Linked DNA regions of Homo sapiens: region 2 is linked to region 1. Evidence: chromatin contacts called from ENCODE Hi-C data. All regions are on one chromosome and are shown on one strand. Each heading gives the region's core, a stretch centred on a gene start or an enhancer-like site at or near the end of the contact. The rest is flanking DNA. Distances are from core to core; before and after follow the strand shown. Region 1 holds the start of FERMT1 (FERM domain containing kindlin 1). Region 2 overlaps CASC20 (cancer susceptibility 20).

What was found. A loop is a pair of places that touch in the nucleus more often than their neighbours do.
Region 2: a loop to region 1 is called in a map of Caco-2, with 6 times the contacts of the local background. The contact joins the enhancer-like site here to the promoter of FERMT1 in region 1. A Hi-C loop is called at or near these places in 1 of 168 maps with a recorded cell type or tissue (Caco-2).

What each region holds. Positions count from the first base shown.
Region 1 is chr20:6,121,606-6,124,774 of GRCh38, reverse strand. FERMT1 (FERM domain containing kindlin 1) reads left to right here and starts at 1,745. Exons shown (of 15, transcript NM_017671.5): 1 at 1,745-2,001. RefSeq lists a silencer at 1,740-1,859.
Region 2 is chr20:6,491,226-6,494,394 of GRCh38, reverse strand. The region is part of intron 3 of CASC20 (cancer susceptibility 20); the gene reads right to left. Among named protein-coding and RNA genes, the nearest start is that of CASC20, 66 kb to the right of the region's middle. Within about 2 kb of position 1,719, at least 2 of the 41 ENCODE cell types and tissues checked have a DNase peak (open chromatin) inside an H3K27ac peak, as active enhancers do.

The sequences.
Region 1 (3,169 bases), core at 496-2,995:
GTATGGGTGTGTATATATATGATACACATTTATATACACACAAGTCACTACATAAAATTACAAGTTTAAAAATTAACCTAGGCCAAGAAGAACGCTTAAAACCAGTCGAATTCTTTAGCACAATGCAGATATTTTCAATTGAAAAGAGAAAAACCATATTGGTATGAATAGATAGAGCCATAATTCAAGGTCACACATAAAATCTTGACCACAGGCTGGGCACGGTGGATCACACCTGTAATCTTAACACTTTGGGAGGCCGAGGCAGGTAGATCACAAGGTCAAGAGATCAAGACCATCCTGGCCAACATCATGAAACCTGGTCTCTACTAAAAATACAAAAATTGTAGTCCCAGCTGCTCGGGAGACTGAGGCAGGAGAATCACTTGAACCCGGGAGGCGGAGGGTGCAGCAGTGAGCCAAGATCGTGCCACTGCACTCCTGCCTGGGGACAGAACAAGACTCCATCTCAAAAAAATATATGTGTGTGTGTGTGTGTGTGTGTGTGTGTGTGTGTGTTTGTGCGCGCGCGCGCGCGCGCACTGACCACAGTCTAAGTTCTAATGGGCCATAAGCAGGGTTTCATGATGTTAAGAGGTAGGGAAGTGGGACCAGATGACCCTTCCCATCGTTGACAAACGCTACCAAGTGAAGACATTCTGTTTCAAGTTTTTAATGATTTTATTTCAATTATAATATCCTATATTTGCCAACAATGTTCAACTAACCTTTTTAAATTAAATGTACTTTCAAACCCATAATAATTCCTGAATATGGTAATGTTTAAGCGAAAACAGATTCAACTTCTAAATTTTATAACTTCTTTATTAAAATTTAAGTGTTCACAAGCCTTTTAATGCAAATCGCTAAAGCCTGTACTATATTGCATGAAATCCCTCCGTGGAAGAGCACGCATTCTATCTCTGTACCTATTTCACAGATGAGGAAACTGTCATTTCCATGTCTGTTTTATTAACCACTGTATTCTCTGAGCCCAGGCCCATTGGGAGGCCTGTAGAGCAGTAAGCACTCAACAAATGTGATTAAATGAACAAAGGAGGCTTGGAGAGGTTGTGTAAACTGCCCAGGTCACCCACCCTTCCTGGGTGGCCCCAGCCCTCTTTGAAAATAAATCCAACAGGAAGGCGACTGGCGGGACCGGTGGTGATCCTGAGGTGAGCCATACCAGGTGTGGCCCAGACTTCCGCATGCAGCCTGCCCTTGGGTCTCCTGGAGTCTCCCCTGGTCGGGAGCCTCAGCCTTCTGGAGACTGACACCACCCTCTTACTCAGAGACGAATCGTTTTGTCGTTGCCTTCACCTCCCTGACCACAAGTGCTCCGGGGCTCTTTCTGAGGGAGGCAGCTGTTCTAGGCGGGAGGCTGGAGTCTCCTGGGCCTGGACGCACCCCGGGGTGTGAGTGATGGGTATGCCTGAAAGGAGGGGAAGTGGCGCGGCTTTAATCATCTGGGCTAGTCCCCGGCGGGCCTGGGGGAACAGGGAAACTGGAGGCGGCCTTAAAGCGTCAGGATGAGACATCGCAAGAGGAGCTGCAGATACTGAGCGTGCGCCCCGGGTTCTCGCCGCCTTCTCTCCGCCGAGCAGCCCTTCGGCCACCCTTTGCCCTTAAAAATCTGCAGACTGCGCCTCCTCTCCGCGGGAGCGAGACCTAGCAGGCCCGGGGCTGGGCGTGCCCTCGCCTGCCACGCTGCGCGCTGCCCTCAGCCGGGCCGCTGGGGCCGTGCAGTGCACCGGGCACGCCGCGCCAGGCTGGGGGCAGGCACCGAGCCTCCGTGGGAGGTCCCGAGGCAGCTTCGCCTGCTCGCCCTGGCTCCAGCCCTCACCTGCCGCAGCCTTAGCTGAGCAGCCGCCGCCACTGGGCGCCCCCCGCTCCCCACTTCGCCAGCGCCCGCTCCTCGGCTCGGCCCGGGGTAGTTTGTAGGGACGCAGCTCTCCACGTGCGCGACTGCGAGGCTGGACGCTACGGGCTCCTGGAAAGGAGGTGGGTGCTCCGGAGCTAGGGCTGGGGAGCTAGAGGTTGGGAGGCTTTCATGGGCACCAGTGGCTCCTGAGCCCCCTTAGCCCCTTTCTTTCTGCAGCCTCTTGTACTTAAATAGCTGTTGATTGAAAATAATTTCGTCTGGATGTGACCACCTTCTCCGGCCCTACGCATCTGGCCGCAAAATAAACTTTCAGTTCAGCCGCAGGTGCTGCCTTAATGGGAGTAAGGGGCATGCTTTATCCACCCAACATCCGCCCCAGGATCCTGCAGAGCTGGCAAAAGACAGGTCGGGTGGCCTTCGAACACCAAGCACCTTCAGATATTCCAGGGGAAGGGTCGGGGACTGTTTCCCCCTCATCTTTCCTCCTTCCTGCTCTCCATCCCTCCATGCTTTCGTTTCTTTGACTGTCTGCGAAGGGCTTTTCAGCACTCTGCCAGTAACTTTGCTTCTTGTTTTGGTCTCCTTAGATGCGTTTTCCCGGCTGAAGTTTGCTGCTATCCTTGACAAGTAACAGCTTGCTGCAGACTAGACGTTCACTCAAAAATGAAGGCACAGAAAGATAGGAAAGGAATGCAGGAAAACCAGCTTGGCTAATTTTAGCCTGCATTTTGTTGTAAGGGGAATCAGCATCTATTGCCTGAATGAGTAGTGTTTTGATCACCCAAGTTAGGAAAAGACCTTATATCAGATTGCCCAGTGAAATAAGCAGTAAGGAATCACCTTTAAAAGTTATTTTCTTTATATACAAAACATTTTAAATAACTAGACTTCACAATTATAGCATTTAAGAAATTGTAAGGATCTTAAAGTCGAACAGTTCAATGCCAAGTTATGAGTTTGACGATGAAGGGGCATCTTTTGTCTCCTCACTGCGCAAGATTTGTGTTGATAGAAATGCTTAGTAAAGGCTACTGAGAATTTAGTTCACGTAGTTTGAGGAGTTTTCTTTCATTTTGGCATTGCAACATTATCAAAGTGGTTTCCCAGTGTGGTGAATAAGAGTTTGAAATAGAAAGGCAGACCTGGATTTCCACCTGGGCTCCAGCATCTAACTTGCTGTGTGACCTCAGGCAACTTGCTTCATCTCTCTGAGGCTGAGTTTCCTCATTTCTAAATGAGATTGCTGAGAGGATGAAAAAGGGATAACAGAAGACAGGAGTTAACACA
Region 2 (3,169 bases), core at 470-2,969, 370 kb before region 1:
GAAAAGCAGCACCTTTCCCCTTTCTTTGATATTGGTAATCCAGTATCAAGTTTTGTGTTCCTATTTGGAAGCAGGGTCTGTGAGTTTCGCAGAAACATAATTGTTTCCAAGCTGGAAAAAAAAAAGTTTATGTTTCCAAAGTCTCACTCACCCCAAATAAATCTGCCCTGCTTTCATTTTATTTACCTTGAAAGATGTAGAGTTGTTTGAACCTTAGAAGGGTTTCCACTTGCAGTTTCAGGAAGTAGTAATATCTCATAACTTTACCCACAGCTTAAAATTCATTAAGATAGCTAAGCTGAAAAATGTGCTGCTGATTTTGATTCATAAACAACTTTTATCTCCTTTCTGGTTATCATTCTTTCAATCAAGTGGACAACTATTTATGAAGAAGGGCATTCAATCATCATCTAATTTTGCTAACCATTATTTCTGAGATTGCTGGAAAATAAATAACCCAATGAGGTGTTTACTTCTAGTCAAATAATGTATGTAATCTAAACGTTTTAAATCTATTACTTCTTATATCTGGATTAAATTTACATTAACAACTTTTTAAAAATACTATCAAACTGTTAAGCAGTATCTACTAAAGCTAAACATATCTGCCCACCATACAGCATATATGCTTCTGAAAGTCTTGGGCATATTCACCAGAAATGATAGTATATATACACAAAAGACTTGTATAAAAATTTTCACTGGGGATGCAAACTGGAAACAATCTGATGCTCGTCAACAGTAGAATGGATAAACTGTAGTATAGTCACACGACAAAATATTACACAACCATGAAAAAGAATGGAACAACATGGATGGATCTCATAGACATAACTTTGAGTGAAAGAAGCCAGACCCAAAGGAATAAATTCTGTATTATTCCATTTATGTGAATTTCAAGAACAGGCAAAATTTATCAGTGGGAATAGAAATTAAAATAGTGTTTCTTGGGGGTAGGTATTGACAGAGAAGGGGCAGCAGGGAGTCTTTCAGCTGCTAGAAATGGTCCATATCTTAATCTGGATGATGGTTACATGGGTGCATGTATTATAAAAATTCATCAAGCTATAGACTATAAATAGGTGCACTAGGTATATTAATAACACCTTTAAAAAAACAGAAAAGAAAATTTCACCTAGAATTAGGGAAAAAAACAAATATTTAAAAGGCCAGTGTTCATAGCTTGCCAAGTTTAATTTGTCAAGCCTTATTAGGTTTCACCATACCATGATATTAAGACAAATAGATAGAACTAGTTGACGAAGGGTTAAGCTTCCTCATGAGACTTTGTGTATGGTAAAGCTTTCAGTTACTTATAGACCTAGTCTAGGAGTGTACAAAGACACATATCAACAAAGACAAGCCATTCTGATGCACTGTCTCAATATCCATCAGTGTTATATACCATGTCAACTTGCCTACAAACTGACAAGATAGCGTTAATGCCGCAGTAAGGGAAACAGAAACAAAGGCAGGGCTGATGCTGCCTTACAATGAGGGCCTATTCTCTCCCTTGCACCTGAGAACACCAGTGAACTTTGTCATTGTTCAGCAGCAGAAACCTTGCAGTTTCTCTCAGCCTTAGCTCTTCATCACATGACCACATTATTTCCTTACGAGGTAACCCTGCCCTGTGTCCCTTGACAACGGAATCCTCCAAACCCATAAACTGTGTCATCAAGATTGACCAACCAGAGTTCATCGTTCCTCACCACCCTCCTTCATCCTGAGCTGTTTGCTCTTATTGTTCATTTGAGAAAAAAAAATTAAAAAGAATGAAAGGAAAGGAAAGACAGCAATCCAAGTCCAGTCACAGGCAGCACAAAAGATTCATTTGTGAAGGGCAAAGATTAACAAGGCTAATAGCTCTAGGGGTTTGGGGAAAGTCTGTCTGATTCAGAGAATCAACAGGGAAAAGTTGAGTATAGACAAATTGCTTGCTCCAGAGGGAATACTATGTGGGAGGGGATGGAAATAACTCCATTCCGGGAGCCTGTTTTACTTTCTGTGGTGTTGTGCCAACAGATGCAAGGACAGCCTCGGTGGCAGAATAATATGCCTGTGATAAAAGCCACTGTCTCCTTTGTCCAGACACTGAATGTTTAGCTTTCGGTTTAGAACCATAGACAGTGAAACCTCAATTTATTGGACTCTTTAATCATTAAGTCTTTATCAAATTGTATTTCATGCTGTACTTTCATCTAAATTGGGAGAACATAGTCTTCTCCAGAAGTTACACAGACATTTTCTTCAGCTACAACTTGAGTCCTAGAGTTACATGAGGATTTTTATTGTCTTCAAAAGGTGACCTTGAGACATCACAAAATCCTCAATGAAACTCTCTAGATTAATGCTTTGGAGAAATGCTTAACAGCTAGGGTTAAAACAAAAAGGGTTTGCTGGTTAATGTTCAGTTTATTTTGATACTCCCATTGATCCAGCCCTCTAGACAATATAGAGGAGATGGTTATTGTTACTTTTAAGAGTTGTTATTGTGTTTAAAATACCAAATGAGCCAAACTGCATGGAGATAAAAGTAAACAACACATGAAATGAGAATATGGCCAACTTTTTTATTCAGACTAATGAGATTTAGGGAGAAAAGCCTCCATAGGTCCCTCCCCTCCCCTCTCTTTTCTTTTCTTTCTTTTTTTTTCTTAAGACAGTGTCTTACTCTTTTAACCCAGGCTGGAGTGTAGTGGTGCTATCAGACCTCACTGCAGTCCCAAACTCCTGAGCTCAAGTCATCCTCCCACCTCATCTTCCCAAGTAGCTAGGATCACAGGCATGTGCCACAGTGCTTGCTAATATATATTTTTTCATTTGTTTGTAGTGATGGGGTCTCATTAGGTTGCCCATGCTGGTCTCAAATTTCTGGTCTCAAGCGATCCTCCAGCCTCAGCCTCCCAAAGCACTGGGATTACAAGCATGAGCCACCATGCCTAGCCTAACTCTTTTCATTATATTCTTCCACATGAACTCTTTTCATAGATAAGCAAGAATGTCTTTCCTGGCATAGTTAAACAATACACAGTACATTTTTCTAACCAAGGAAGGGGGAAATATTTTATCTTTGCTGATCCCATTTAGAGTTACTGTTTCGCTCTCTATAAAAGTAATTTTCAAACTTTGATGTGAGTTAGAATAACCAGAAGTGCTTATTAAACAC